Linked DNA regions of Homo sapiens: regions 1, 2, 3 and 4 are each linked to region 5. The links are chromatin contacts, found by Hi-C or POLR2A ChIA-PET in ENCODE. All regions are on one chromosome and are shown on one strand. Each heading gives the region's core, a stretch centred on a gene start or an enhancer-like site at or near the end of the contact. The rest is flanking DNA. Distances are from core to core; before and after follow the strand shown. Region 1 has its middle 19 kb from the start of DHRS7. Region 2 has its middle 40 kb from the start of DHRS7. Region 3 overlaps SLC38A6 (solute carrier family 38 member 6). Region 4 has its middle 120 kb from the start of SLC38A6. Region 5 holds the start of SIX1 (SIX homeobox 1).

Region 1 (2,700 bases), core at 23-2,522, 460 kb after region 5:
CATGGAATCTGGGGTGGTGCTCAAACTTATGGCTTGGACAACCATGTGAATAGTGGGGGTAGTAATTAGGGACGAAGAGGTAGAGAGAGAGAGAGTTTTGGATGTGTTGCTTGGAAATGATGGCCTGTGTGTGTCACCTGGAGTTGTGTAGTAGCCATATATGGCAGATACTGTATTAAGTGATTTCTATGCTTTATTTCATTTAATTTCTCCCAAACTGTATGAATTATATACAATTACCTCCACCTTACAGATAAGGAAAGCAAGGCTTTTCTCAAGGCCACACAGTGGCAGAGCTGCAATTTGAATGCAGGTGTGTCTATGCCAAAGCCCATATTCTTTCCAGGATCTGAAGCTGTTTCTGGGCTAGATGATAGAGGTCGGGGCTGAAGAGTCTGGGTTGCAGATGCTTAACCCAGAAATGATGACTCACTCATTTGCATTTGCATTTGCCTTGTTGCAACTGCGACTAGATGTTCTTGTTATAGTAATTTACATCACATGATTTAATTTATACTTGTTATTCTTCTTTTTTTGTAATGTGAGAGCTAAGTGTGCAGTGGTATCTTTTTATTACTGTTTATTTTTTCTTACCTTATATGTCGAAATTTAAGCCGCAATTCAGTCAGTTTTAATGCTATTAACAGTTTGCTGGCTGACTCCCAACCAACCACAATTTAATCTGCTTTGATAGGAGCATACCATTTTCACAGGCAGAAGAACCGATCATTGTAGTCAACCCAGCTCACAGCTTAAATGTGGTCTCAAGAAGATAAAAAGTTTATTCCATGAGCTAGAACTAGCATATGCATTATAAAAACTGCAGCTAGTGATGCCACAAAGAAAGCATTTATTTGAGTTTATTTTTGAAGCTGCCAAAGTAGAAAAACAGTCTGCTTTCACTCTGACCAGAATTGTCCCTCTCTTCTAATATCTCTCTCTCTAGCTTTTCCTCATCTCTATCTGCATCTCTTGGTTTCTCTGACTCTGTCTTTTCCTTCTTTGTTAACATGTTGGAATTCATTGTTTAAACTTATAATTCTCAAAACTAGAAAATCAAGGCCTCTTTTGGAAGAGGAAAATGTTATCCAACCAGATTAATAGGCATAGGGGAATATCCAAACAGCTGGAATGTCCTGGTTTTCATGTACCTTTCATTGAAATTAAGAAAAAATATCCAAAATTCTACATAAATCATGTTGGATGCAACGAATGAGTAACAAATACAAATCATCCAGTAGAGGGCGATGCTGACTTATTTATGGGTGCCTTCGGTAGAAAATGCAAATTAAGTAATAAAAGACTTTTCTTGACGTAAATTGTTCAACCAACATGCAGATCAGATGATTCTTAATGCAGTAAAATCATATAAATTCACATTTAATTGAATCAGATCTTGTGATAATTTGCTCAAAGACTGAATTAAATAATAGTTTTTAAATGCCCTGGGGTGAGAATTAATGAATCTGCTTTCACTTTTCCTTTAAACCTGGGGCTCTGTGGCCTTTAGAAAGCCTTTTAAGCTCTCCGAGCCTCATTTTTCTCACCTAGAAAATGACACATTTGGCCCAGATAGAGGGTAAATTCCCTTTTGCTTTAAGAAGCACTTATTCTGTGAACCAGTATGTTAAGCACATTAATTCTGTAAAAGAGATTTTCTGGGGAAGTTTAAAGTGGTAATTTCCAAGTCTTACTCCTCATCAGAATCACTGAAGTAGTCTCATTCCAAAGCCTTTGCAGGACTTTCCAGGAAATAAAGGGGACCAGATTGTGAGTGGTGTGGGAGAACACATATATCACTGGCTCTCCTGAGCCTTCAACTTTTATACACTTAAGAAGAAGTTCTGATGTCATACCAAGAAAGCAGTTTGAGTTCAAAATAGACATTTGATGTACATCAGGACATCAGAGGGCAGTAATTGTCTAGTGCTCATGTAGCTCATCTAGTTACTAGTGCTCGTGGAGCTGGTTCTTCCCTCCTTTCTGAGTCATGGAAGACTATACCTGCCAGCCTCCTTGCTTGCATTCTCACACAGAACTTTTTCTGTAAAAAGCCAGATAGTAAATATATTATTCTTTATGAATCATATGGTCCCTGTAACAATAATCAACTCTAGTGTTGTCATGCAAAAACAGCTGTATCAGTTGTCTATACCTTGTAACAATTTACCCAAAGTTTGGTGGCATAAAATAGCACACATTTATTATCTCAGTTTCTGTGGTTCAAAATCCTGGCATAAACTAGCAGGGTTCTCTGCTTCATGGTCTCTCACAAGGCTATAATCAAGGTGTAGGCCAGCCGTATGGTCTCTTAAGAAGGCTCAACTGGGAAAAGATCTGATTTGAAGCTCACTTATGTGGTTGTTGATTGGATTCATAGAGTGTTTGAGTGAGAGCCTTGATTCCTTGTTAGTAGAGGCCACTTTCAGTTCCTTGCCTGTGGGCCTTGCACACATGGCAGCTTGCTGCATCCATGCTTGCAAGCTGAGAAGGCGAGAGTGAGAGAATAATAGCAAGAGGAGGTCACAGTCTTTTCAAATTGAACCACAGAAATGACACCCCATCATTTTTTTCCCCGAGATGGGGTCTTGTTATGTTTCCCAGGCTGAAGTGTAGTGGCTATTCAGTGGTGTTATCATAGTGCACTATAGCCTTGAACTACCTGACTCAAGAAATCCTCCCACCTCAGCCTCCTCAGTA
Region 2 (2,700 bases), core at 56-2,555, 440 kb after region 5:
ACATAGAACTTCACTCCTTTGTTGAGGTAGTCTTTTCACATAGAATTTTCATTTGCCAGTAGCTTGATGTCTGCTACTCCTAGAAAGATTTCTTTAAGATCTAAAGATTACACGATGCCCCAAATTTGAGAACCTTTGAGCTCCCTATTGACCCGTGTTCTACCAATTGTGAAGTGGAACAAAGAACAAAGGACAAATTTAAGAGGTTTCTACAAAAGAGCTGGATACCAGCAAAAGACATGAAAAAAGATATAAACAAACTGTAGAAATAGGAAAATGTATAGTAAAATTTTATACATGTGTCATTTAGTTCCTCTTCCCTTAGGAAATTATGATACATTGGGAACAATTAATACAAGGATGATATATAATAAAAAATTATCATGACCTAAATGTTTATCAGCTTGGTTTGTTGAATAAATTATGGTACATACATATAATGGAATACTATGGACAGTAATAGATGAGATGGAATGCTACAGTTATTGTATATGTTAAGTTAAAATGCCAATTGCAGAACAGTGTGATCCAATTTGAAAAAAAATCTGGAAGAGACACACTACAATGTGGTAGGGTGACAGAATTTCTCTTCTTTGTGTCATTGATTTTTTTTTTTAGAGTAAGCATTCACTGCTTCTATAATCAGCAAAAACACTGAAACTTTTCCACCCACACCCCCATAAAACAAAAAAAAAGAAAGTATTTGTATGAGCAAGTAAGAATTTACATAAAAGGTGATACTATTTCCCTCCTCCCCCCACCACACACACATCTTTTTCCCCTGGTACTGGAATTCAAAAGTCAGTATCACTGTGGCAATGACGAATAGGCAAAGGTTTGGTAGAGCCATGATGTTCCGAGATTTTTATTAAAGAAATTCACAAGCCTGATGAGTTGAAGAAAGCCTAAAAAGCTTTCTCCTTTTATGGTGTTGTGTGTATATGTTTGCATGCCCTTAGATGCAGCTTCTCATGCATCTTTTCCAATGACTCGTGGAGACTCTGGGTCAATGTCAAGAGGGCAGACTCTTTTCATATTCCCTCTCCCTTCCTGATCCCCAGAGGAAGGCCTTCTTTTAGAATCCTTGGCTGCGCCCAGCACCAGCGCTGGGAAAACTTCAAGTAGAGGAGGCTCTACCCACATTCCCTCCACAGGACCATCTTCCTCCTCTCAGCTTCCCCTCTCACCACTCTCTGTCACCTGAGATACCCAAGCTACTCCCCATAGCCTGTTTCTGTCAGCTGTGGTCCCTCACCACACATACCTCTCACAGCCTTTCAGCCTCCAGAATAACATTGCTTTCTATTCCTGGCTCCCTGTTGAACCATGACAACTCCTATCTTGTCAGGGCAATGTTCCTGATTAAGAGGAATTAAAATCTCAAAACAGGGCAAATAATCAATACTCTGACAAGTAGTACGTCACCAGGGCTAGTCACATCTCAGAAAGAGAGTTAACCTGAAGGAATGAATCTGTAATATTGTAATTTAGCCAGGGTTACAGACTAATAAGGACAATATTTTGGGTGGGTGTATGTGTCCGTGTGGGGGTGGAGGCAGGAAGCTAATTAGCAACACAACAAGGACTAGAACTTTTGTTTCCCTGTTGCTCAATCCAGGGCTCTTCTGGCAATAGTTTGCTGCCTTTTTTTTCTCCTTTATTGGAATTTAACACTTTAAGTAGTATTGTATAATTTGAAGAAAATTTCATCCTTCAATACTTTAAAGAGGAAAAGTATTACATTGCTATAGAATGTGTGTAAAACGCTGATTTGAACAGTGTTTGTAGTCATTTTGGCATATCAAACGATTATTAAATTACAGTATCTCCAGTTTAAAGCAAAGAATCAAGATAGTATTAACCCCTGCCATACTGTTTGAGAGGCAGTGAGCTCTGAAATCAGATTGCCTGGGTTGAGTGGGCAGGCAGTCTTATTTACATGCAACGGCTAGTTTAGCCACACGCCAGCTGTGTGACCTTGGGCAAATTAACCTTGCCTCTCCATGCTTGCGTTTCCTCTTTCATAAAACATGAGCAATAAAGGTATCGATCTTACAGGGTTGCTGCTAGCATTGAATGAGTTGATGCATATAAAACATTTAGAACAGAGCCTGGCACAAAGTAAACACCCGATAGATGTCCCTTGTGCAATTAGCAGTTGATGAAATGAAAGTATAGGTCACAGCTACATATATATTTTGTTGGATGCTCAAGTCAGCAAAAAATATGTTAAACATACCAGTGAGAATAGTCAGGAAAACTTAAAAAGAACAATGATAAAATGAAGACTTGCATTTCCAGGCATTACTATCTTTTATACCACCTATCAGTACAATCAGTGAAATAAAATGAGACTGTAGTAACAGTAAACAGAACAATGGAACAGAATAGAAACCTCTAAAAGCAACCCCAAACACACACATGAATTTAGTACTAGCAAGATTGACATTTGAAATTTGGGAAGAAAAATTGAGCCACCCAATAAATAGTAGTAAGACAAATGGTGAGACATTTGGAAAAGTCATCAAATCTGTTTTTTATAATTTATACCAAACTAAGTTACAGGCGGATAAAGGTTAAATGTAAAAACAAAATAAAAATATGAAAGGATGAAAAGTAAGGATAGAGTATAAAGATAACTATAATCAGCTATCAAGGAAAGGAAAGACTTCACTTAAAAATAAAGGAGAAGCCATAAAG
Region 3 (2,700 bases), core at 72-2,571, 380 kb before region 5:
TTGATGTCAGGTATTCAGCCATTATAAATCACTTAGTTTTAGCACATTAACTAAATAGGTATTCTTTTCTACTTAATTTTAAACTAATATAACTCATTTAATAGAAACTTCTCTGGGAAAAAATAAAACATCTGTCAACTGAAAACACAGAAGTTGAAAGCACTCTTTAAAAACAACATGGAGAAGCAACAGTAATATTAAAAAGTGACTAAAATGGGGTAAAATCTGATTAGGTAATAGCAAGTTGCAAGGTGTTAATATCTGCTGATCTAATTATAAAGTGAAATAAATGAATTGGGCCCGGGAGGTTGAGAGGAGAGATGTTAGAAACACAGAAACAGGGAAGGGACTCTGGGCAGAGATCCATGAAAACAGCTAACATCTTTGTTTTTTAGATGCCTACTGTATGCTTGGTAGTATTCTACACAAGTTATTTCCTCACTTAATCTTTACACAAACCTGTGAGGTACATATTACTTATTTCACAGAATATAAGGAAGCACAAAGAAGTAACTTGCCCAAGCTAGTGATGGTGCAAACAGCCCGCCTGGGTTGAGAAACTCGTTCTATTAACTAGTATGCCATGAGAAAGTGCAGGAGCAAAGTGAAAAAGTAAACCAACAAAACAAAGACAAATAAGGAAAGTCTACCAGAAGTACCACTCTTCAGAATTATTTTTCTTTTTTAAATCAGTATTTAAACAAACTACTTTTGAATGCTGAGATTAACAGTTGACTTCAAAGGAAATGAATATCACAGAGAACATTAGTCAGAAGCTTTAGTAACACTTAGAATTTTCATTTCATCTTGAGATATATTTTCAATGTATTTCATTTTTCAGTATTGGAGCTCCTTTGGTGATGTGATTAGTTCAAAATTCATGGAGTTTCATGATGAGATTCTATTGCATCTACTGCTATGACTCTACTGTATTTACGGCTGTGATTGTAGTTCTGAAGAGGAAGTTTCCTATTCTCACGTATTTGAAATATTAACACTCCACTGAAATCCAAAAAATAAAAATCAGTCTCTGTGCTTCCAAATACTGTATTCTTATGAGTTATTTTTCGCAGCACTCTGAAAATGCTTCCCAAGTTGTCGTTATTAAGCATACAAACTTAAAAAAAACAAACCAACCCTAATTGGAGTTTGGGCCTAAGACATCATTACAGTTTATGAAGATAAGAATCTTTTTTGTTAAACATGTAAAATATATGTATGAGGACAGAATTACTTACAGCTATTTTTAAAACAGAATTAGGTTTTCAGCACTTGGGGGAAGTTCAGCAATTCTTAAAGGATTACTCAGCCCTAAACAAACGGATGTGCTACGGGGAAAAAATAAGTTTGCCTTTCTGTCTCAGAGAGATTCAATTTTATTTCAAACATGTTTTTAGTCATGGATACTAACTGGTTTATTCTATTCAATGTGTCTCATTAATCTGGTGGTCCCACAAAATATCTAAATGCCACTGAAGTTCTATATGCACTCAAATAGTACAGAACACATGCATAAATGAAAATCAAAATATATGGGGGAAAATGCTCCCCCATGACCCTAGAAAAAAATGTATATCTTTGTCTTATCATTTTCAGGATCTTAAATTTGATTAAAAAATGACCAAAATATCTACTGTTCTGAAAATTTTATAATTTTCAATAGAAATTACTATGAAAAATATTTTCAAAACCTTAAAAAAGATACACTACCAGTAAATGTTGTCAAATGAAGTGCTTGTGAAAAAGACTCTCCAAATTTCCTGTACCTCTCCTATTCTAAGGCAGTGCTTTCTAGAATTTCTAGACAAGTCTCAAGAAAGCTGCAGTTTCACCACAGATAAACTGACCAGCAGATGGCGATGTATCTGCGCGCCCAATCCTAGTTTCCCAAGAGACAATACAAACTAGTATATCTGAAACACTCTTAGTACTTTACTAGCCTACCAAAAAGTAAATAAATAAAATGCATGAATGAATATACAGGAAGAAAGCAAATCCAAGTAGTTTCTAGCATCTAATATTGTGAATTTTTCAAATACTGAGAATTTGAGATTTTTATAATTCTCAATTGAAAATGATCTTATTTATACCTTTCTGAGATTTAGAAATGGGGTTACCCGAGTCCATAGATTACCAAACTGAGGTGTTAATAAAGGCTGCAAGAGTAAGGTGTGTGGATTCTGTGCCAGACTGAAACATCTGGGTCATTCTAGCAATTTCAGGAGGTTTCAGTAAGACTACTAATGTTTATGGTTTTCCTTTCACAAAACGTAGTAATGATTAAATTTTTAATCTCCTTTAAAGAACTGGGGCTTTGAAGAATTAAGGAAAGCATATGCTATTCATAGTAATCCTTCATATTTATAAGAGCAAAATAAGAATATAACATCCCCCTAGGAGCTACTCATCTTTCCACATTTTGAATTGGGCAAGTTGTGAAACCAGAAATAACATCAATTGACTTCACTGTTATCATGTGCTTGTAAGAGTTAATAAGACTTTTTCTGGCTTGACTAAGAAGATGATTGGGATGTAGTGTTTGATTTCTAGTGATAATTCTAGCCTACTGAATGGTTTACTTCAGGAGTTCAAATGAATGTGAAACCAACTACTTACCTTAGTTTTTAAGAAAAGAATCACATAATACAACACTGTTACAGGAACTATGTGAAAACTACCTTATACTTACTTTCTACTACA
Region 4 (2,700 bases), core at 86-2,585, 450 kb before region 5:
TGAAATGCTGGCCAAGTGGATCAAGGCTACTGTGGGGTTGACTGGCCAGTAAGGAGGCAGAGGAGCAGAAGCACCAAGAGCAAAGGACTTTCAATTCAGCAACTATGAATTGAGCATCTTTTATGTGCCCAGCCTGGGCCAAGTACTAGGGTTGCTGCAAAGAAGACGGTGACTCGTCTAGCGGCCCTGATGCTTCCATCTAACCAGGAAGATGGACATTAACCAAATGACTTCACAACACATTATTTAAATACAGAGGTGGTAAATCCATGTGGAAAACAGAGGGGTGTTAGGAGTGCATATAACAGAAACACCTGACTTCAACCAGAGGGAATGGAAAGGCTGTGGAGACAGAAGTGGAAAGCTGTCTGGGGCTGCCCCACATTGGCCTTGCTCAGCTCCAGGCCATCAACATCCTTAAACAGGCTTTTGCTCTGGGAAGCCAAGTAATTTTGTCCTCCCACCAGAAAACTGGCATGTTGAAGTCCTAACCCCCAGTCCCTCAGAATGTGACCTTAAGTGGAGATAGGGTCTTTAAAGAGGCAATTACGGTTAAATGAGGTCACGAGGGTGGAGCCTAATCCAACAGGAGTGTGTCCTTTTAAAAGAGGAAGACATAGACATATGCAGATGGAGGACCACATGCATTTGCAGAGAAGACAGTCTTCTGCAAGCTGAGGAGAGAGGCCTCAGAAGGAATCAACCCTGCAGACAACTTGATCTTGGCCTTCCAGTCTCCAGAACTGTGAGACAATCCATATTTGAGCCATCCAGTCTGTGGGACTTTGTTAAGACAGCCCTAGCAAACGAATATAGCAGCCTAAGTGAGGAGTTTTTGTCCTTTGCAATCGAAAGAGCCCTACTAATACTGGGAGCAAACAGGCTCCATTTTGGGAAGGGAGGATCCTGGCTGGGCCTGAAGATGTCACTGGGGCTGTCTGGGCACAGGACAGCTCCCTTTGTGTCTGTTCAGCCTCATTGTTCTTCCCATCCCCCCACACGGGGAGATTTGCAGCAGACACCCGCTTCCCTGCTGCATGGGGAGCAAGCTGGTAAGGAGAAACCCCCGCCCTGCGTGGTTATGGGCTCCCTGATGTTCTAACTGTGGATCAGTTATAACAGTCCTGCAGGGAGGAGGGGGTTTACTGCCAGGAAGAAAAACCCCAGGAACCCAGCCTTTCTGCTTCTCGGGACAGTGGGGGCCGTGGGGTGGAGTGAGATTCTCCAGCCATGACTCATGCTAGGTTTCATGAGTAAGGGAAGTTAAGAGAGTCATAATGACTGTACTGAAAAGCAGTTAAGTCCATCTTCACAGCAGCATTACACGGAATTAAAAACTGCACAATTTGATCCTATTTGCAACCACAGCTGCCATAAACTAACATATAAGCAAACTGAGCAGAGTGAACTCAGTGCCCCTGATTCAGGCTACGCATATGGGCCTGTATCCACAGTGCTTTGAGCTTCAGCAGAAAAGACCTCACCCTTCCATTCCGTTCCTATTCCTCCGAACCACTGAAATCACATGGGTGTCTGCCCTTTGGGTGGGGACACCATCAGAGCTGGCCTCTGCCAGGGGAAGAAGAATAGGGGCCTCACTGGCCAGGCCTCAGAGATTCTGAGAATGAGACTCACTGTTGTACCGGTAAGAAGAAAACCCGCAGGCTGCTGGAAAGGTGAATTATTTGTAGCCATGGCTAGAGCTGACTTCCCATTCCCACACTTCCAGCAGAAGAAAGACTTGGACAGACAGCACTGAAAAAATCCTGGAGAAGTGGCGGGCCCAACAGGGAGAAATGCAGGCTCTTTCACAGAGGACAGGAGATTGACAGGTGCTAAGTAGGGTGTGTGAGGCCCGCCAGGGGCTTGTGCCGCACACCCATAGTCAGAAGTGGAGGGAACCTCTTCCTCTCCATTAGCCAATGCTCTGGACACTGGGTATCGAGTACTTTCAATCCAGCTAGTTGGCACCATTGCTTCCATATGTGTGCTGGAATTTATTGAGTACCAAGTGTTTACAAAGTGCAATATTACCCACAGAAGAAAGCTTCAAAAACAGGAGCAGACTACTTTCGGTGGCTCTGCCTTTGACCTTTGTGCAGATCAGCAGCGGCAACTGACCTCCCTACGCCCTTTTTCAGTGGAGTAAACAAGAGGCAGGGATGGTCACAGAAAAGGGAGTTAGTCATCCAACCCCTTTAGTTGTCCCTGAGCCCACCCAAGCCCTATTTGCTTTGTGCTAACCTGGCCTCCAAAGGCAACAACCAATATTTGCTGTGTGCCTTGCCAGGGAGACATACAAAGCAGCCCATGTTGGAGTGCGAGCCAGCAGGATTTTTTTCAACCTAACTGGAGGAGACATGTGCACGTGAACTATTACCAACAGCACAGGCATTGTGGATAAGAGCCAGGTGAGGGACCTAGACTTCTGAGAACCAGGGAGAAGCCATTTGCTCTCCTACTTCCTCAAGTCACCCTTTGATGACACCCGTCCATGCCTCCCCATGAGGCCAAAAGGAGAAAACAGAGCACAATGAAAGAGACCATATTCTCTCAGCAGTCTCTACTCTCATACCTCTACCACCCTGTCCCAGAGTGGGAGGGAAACCTTGAACTGCTAAAGGAGCTCACTTCCCTTCCCTAAACAAGTCTTAACAATGAAAACCAAAACTATTTCTTGAGGGCCTACTCTGTGTCCTG
Region 5 (2,700 bases), core at 136-2,635:
TCTCAGCTACTGACAATAGATTATCTTTGTTTAGAGAGGCTAATTGTTTTCAAAATCCTTTTAATTATTGCTTTGGAACTAGGTGTGCAAATGAGGCTTAAGATAATTACAACTTCACTTGTTTGTGCAGTTTTACTAAGCATTCTCCACACATAAACAAAACAGCAGATGATGGGACTTAAATTGCAGTGCATCTCTCATTCCCTGGCAGCAAAATAGGCCAGCATTGCAACACACACACACACACACATACACACACACACACACACACACACACCTCTTTATTTAATCTTCTTGGAGCCGCTGTCGTTCTCGCTTTGAGGGCAGTGTCCCTCTCAGAGCAGGGTAAGGATTATATTACAACCGGACGGTTATTGGAGCCGGGCACAGTTTTATTTAATTTACACCACATCCAGCGCCTTTCGTACGAGGTTCCCAAAGCATTTTTGCTAATAGCAAGTAAAGCCTCTCGGCATTCCTCAGTAGCAGAGGTGGCACTGCAAAACACAACCGCACAGATGGGGAAATTGAGTCCAGAAGCTTCAGGAACCTGCTGGTTTCAATCGCAGAACATTAAGATACCAAATCACAAATGAACGCTCGGAGTCTCTAGGTGCTCAGCAAGTATGCTCTAAACAGCTCTCTGCCTGGTCTCAAATCATGGAGGTCTTTTGTGAACGAGGGAAACGCTGTCCGACTGGGAGTACTTGTGCCCTTTGGAGGGTGGTGTGCAGCAGTGGGGGGAGGACAGTGGTAGTTGGTGGGGGGAGGGAGGAGGAAATAGGGTTGGACTCCTCGAGCTGAAGCCAACCCGAAGCCACTCTTCCAGAGGCTGCATGCGCGGACCCTGGTCTGCTCTTGAATTATTTATCGCGTTCCATAAGCTATTCATCAATCCATTATTTATTCATTCCAACATTAAAGTAATTAAATATGAGCTCACCGGGAGAGGGCAAGTCTGCAAGGGATGAGGACAAGAGTACGGAGGGAGAGGGGAGGAATTAAGGTTTGGAGTCATTGATTTGTGCGGAGTTGTGCGCGACTCCCCTTAGGTGATACTGGCGACGGGTCCCGCGTTGCAGGGTCCTGACGCGCTCACCCACTCCCTACCTCCCCACACCTCCGCAGCGCAGCTCCCTCAGACCCCAACTGGCTTCCCACCTTTCCTCTTCCTTCTCCTCCCACCACTCCCTACCCGCGCAGCCCCGGCAACACCCCCAACCCCCAGCTCCGCAGCCTCGCCCTCCCCGCTCTGGGCGGTGCGGCCTCTCTGCCCAGCCGGGCGGCGCGCTGGCTGGCCAGCCCCGGATAGGCGCCGCCGGCAGCCAATCAGCGTGCCGGGGACGCTGCGCGCTTTAAGGCCGCTGCGGGGAGAACAGAAACCAAGTTCCCCGGCAACTAGCAGCATCCACCGGGCGGGAGGTCGGAGGCAGCAAGGCCTTAAAGGCTACTGAGTGCGCCGGCCGTTCCGTGTCCAGAACCTCCCCTACTCCTCCGCCTTCTCTTCCTTGGCCGCCCACCGCCAAGTTCCGACTCCGGTTTTCGCCTTTGCAAAGCCTAAGGAGGAGGTTAGGAACAGCCGCGCCCCCCTCCCTGCGGCCGCCGCCCCCTGCCTCTCGGCTCTGCTCCCTGCCGCGTGCGCCTGGGCCGTGCGCCCCGGCAGGCCCCAGCCATGTCGATGCTGCCGTCGTTTGGCTTTACGCAGGAGCAAGTGGCGTGCGTGTGCGAGGTTCTGCAGCAAGGCGGAAACCTGGAGCGCCTGGGCAGGTTCCTGTGGTCACTGCCCGCCTGCGACCACCTGCACAAGAACGAGAGCGTACTCAAGGCCAAGGCGGTGGTCGCCTTCCACCGCGGCAACTTCCGTGAGCTCTACAAGATCCTGGAGAGCCACCAGTTCTCGCCTCACAACCACCCCAAACTGCAGCAACTGTGGCTGAAGGCGCATTACGTGGAGGCCGAGAAGCTGCGCGGCCGACCCCTGGGCGCCGTGGGCAAATATCGGGTGCGCCGAAAATTTCCACTGCCGCGCACCATCTGGGACGGCGAGGAGACCAGCTACTGCTTCAAGGAGAAGTCGAGGGGTGTCCTGCGGGAGTGGTACGCGCACAATCCCTACCCATCGCCGCGTGAGAAGCGGGAGCTGGCCGAGGCCACCGGCCTCACCACCACCCAGGTCAGCAACTGGTTTAAGAACCGGAGGCAAAGAGACCGGGCCGCGGAGGCCAAGGAAAGGTACGCGGCGTGCTTCCCGCGACTCGGGCGACCCTAGGAAGCCGTCCTTTCTCCTCCGCCCCCTCCCGCCCCCGCAGGCACCAGCCACCAAGTCCTCCCCGCCGGCCGGAGCCCGTCCACGGGGCGGCGCGCAGGCCCTCCGCGGCGCTGCAGCGAAAGTTCATGAACTCTGAGGTTCCTTGCTAAGGATGGGGCCTCATTTGCTTTGAGCACCCGCGCGTGGGTTTCTCTGGGATGTGAGTGTCGGGAAATATTGGCGCTAGATTTGGTCTTTATGCCTCCCTGGCTGGCCGCGGCTATGAGTGGTGGGTGGAGAGTGAGTTTCTAAATCAACGGGCAGTGAAATGTTGATTGGTGTCGCAAGGAAAGGGGTTTGGTGGGAGCTGAGGTTCGCGAACCTCTCTCCTCTTGCTCCCCAGAGGGGTGAAGCTGGCCTGAGACATTGGCTCTGCCCCCACTCCCGCCTGG

The links. Hi-C counts contacts between places; a loop is a spot of excess contacts on that map. ChIA-PET counts read pairs that join two places held with the same protein, here RNA polymerase II (POLR2A). Pooled maps may share reads with other maps.
Region 1: a map with no recorded cell type shows a loop between it and region 5 (2.3-fold over the local background). The contact joins the enhancer-like site here to the promoter of SIX1 in region 5. A Hi-C loop is called at or near these places in 1 of 168 maps with a recorded cell type or tissue (gastrocnemius medialis), 1 of 37 single-sample maps with no recorded cell type and 1 of 50 pooled maps.
Region 2: a map with no recorded cell type shows a loop between it and region 5 (4-fold over the local background). The contact joins the enhancer-like site here to the promoter of SIX1 in region 5. A Hi-C loop is called at or near these places in 11 of 37 single-sample maps with no recorded cell type and 3 of 50 pooled maps. POLR2A ChIA-PET finds 5 or more read pairs at or near these places in 2 of 52 experiments (K562 and WTC11).
Region 3: a map of PC-3 shows a loop between it and region 5 (8-fold over the local background). The contact joins the enhancer-like site here to the promoter of SIX1 in region 5. A Hi-C loop is called at or near these places in 37 of 168 maps with a recorded cell type or tissue (A673, B cell, CD14-positive monocyte and 30 more), 37 of 37 single-sample maps with no recorded cell type and 30 of 50 pooled maps. POLR2A ChIA-PET finds 5 or more read pairs at or near these places in 7 of 52 experiments (AG04449, HEK293T, OCI-LY7 and 4 more).
Region 4: a map of PC-3 shows a loop between it and region 5 (6-fold over the local background). The contact joins the enhancer-like site here to the promoter of SIX1 in region 5. A Hi-C loop is called at or near these places in 4 of 168 maps with a recorded cell type or tissue (IMR-90, PC-3, chondrocyte and 1 more), 19 of 37 single-sample maps with no recorded cell type and 7 of 50 pooled maps. POLR2A ChIA-PET finds 5 or more read pairs at or near these places in 2 of 52 experiments (H1 and OCI-LY7).

The regions. Positions count from the first base shown.
Region 1 is chr14:60,183,068-60,185,767 of GRCh38, reverse strand. No RefSeq gene overlaps it. Among named protein-coding and RNA genes, the nearest start is that of DHRS7, 19 kb to the right of the region's middle. Within about 2 kb of position 1,272, at least 9 of the 41 ENCODE cell types and tissues checked have a DNase peak (open chromatin) inside an H3K27ac peak, as active enhancers do.
Region 2 is chr14:60,203,570-60,206,269 of GRCh38, reverse strand. No RefSeq gene overlaps it. Among named protein-coding and RNA genes, the nearest start is that of DHRS7, 40 kb to the right of the region's middle. Within about 2 kb of position 1,305, at least 2 of the 41 ENCODE cell types and tissues checked have a DNase peak (open chromatin) inside an H3K27ac peak, as active enhancers do.
Region 3 is chr14:61,024,577-61,027,276 of GRCh38, reverse strand. All of the region lies in intron 5 of SLC38A6 (solute carrier family 38 member 6), which reads right to left. Among named protein-coding and RNA genes, the nearest start is that of SLC38A6, 45 kb to the right of the region's middle. Within about 2 kb of position 1,321, at least 3 of the 41 ENCODE cell types and tissues checked have a DNase peak (open chromatin) inside an H3K27ac peak, as active enhancers do; they include IMR-90, PC-3 and endothelial cell of umbilical vein, where a contact is called at or near this core.
Region 4 is chr14:61,102,471-61,105,170 of GRCh38, reverse strand. No RefSeq gene overlaps it. Among named protein-coding and RNA genes, the nearest start is that of SLC38A6, 120 kb to the right of the region's middle. RefSeq lists enhancers at 338-1,252, 622-1,821. Within about 2 kb of position 1,335, at least 22 of the 41 ENCODE cell types and tissues checked have a DNase peak (open chromatin) inside an H3K27ac peak, as active enhancers do; they include IMR-90, PC-3 and endothelial cell of umbilical vein, where a contact is called at or near this core.
Region 5 is chr14:60,648,162-60,650,861 of GRCh38, reverse strand. SIX1 (SIX homeobox 1) reads left to right here and starts at 1,385. Exons shown (of 2, transcript NM_005982.4): 1 at 1,385-2,232. The coding sequence starts at 1,673. MIR9718 (microRNA 9718) reads right to left here and starts at 2,214; the gene lies at 2,151-2,214. RefSeq lists a silencer at 1,229-1,468 and enhancers at 1,479-2,099, 2,100-2,700.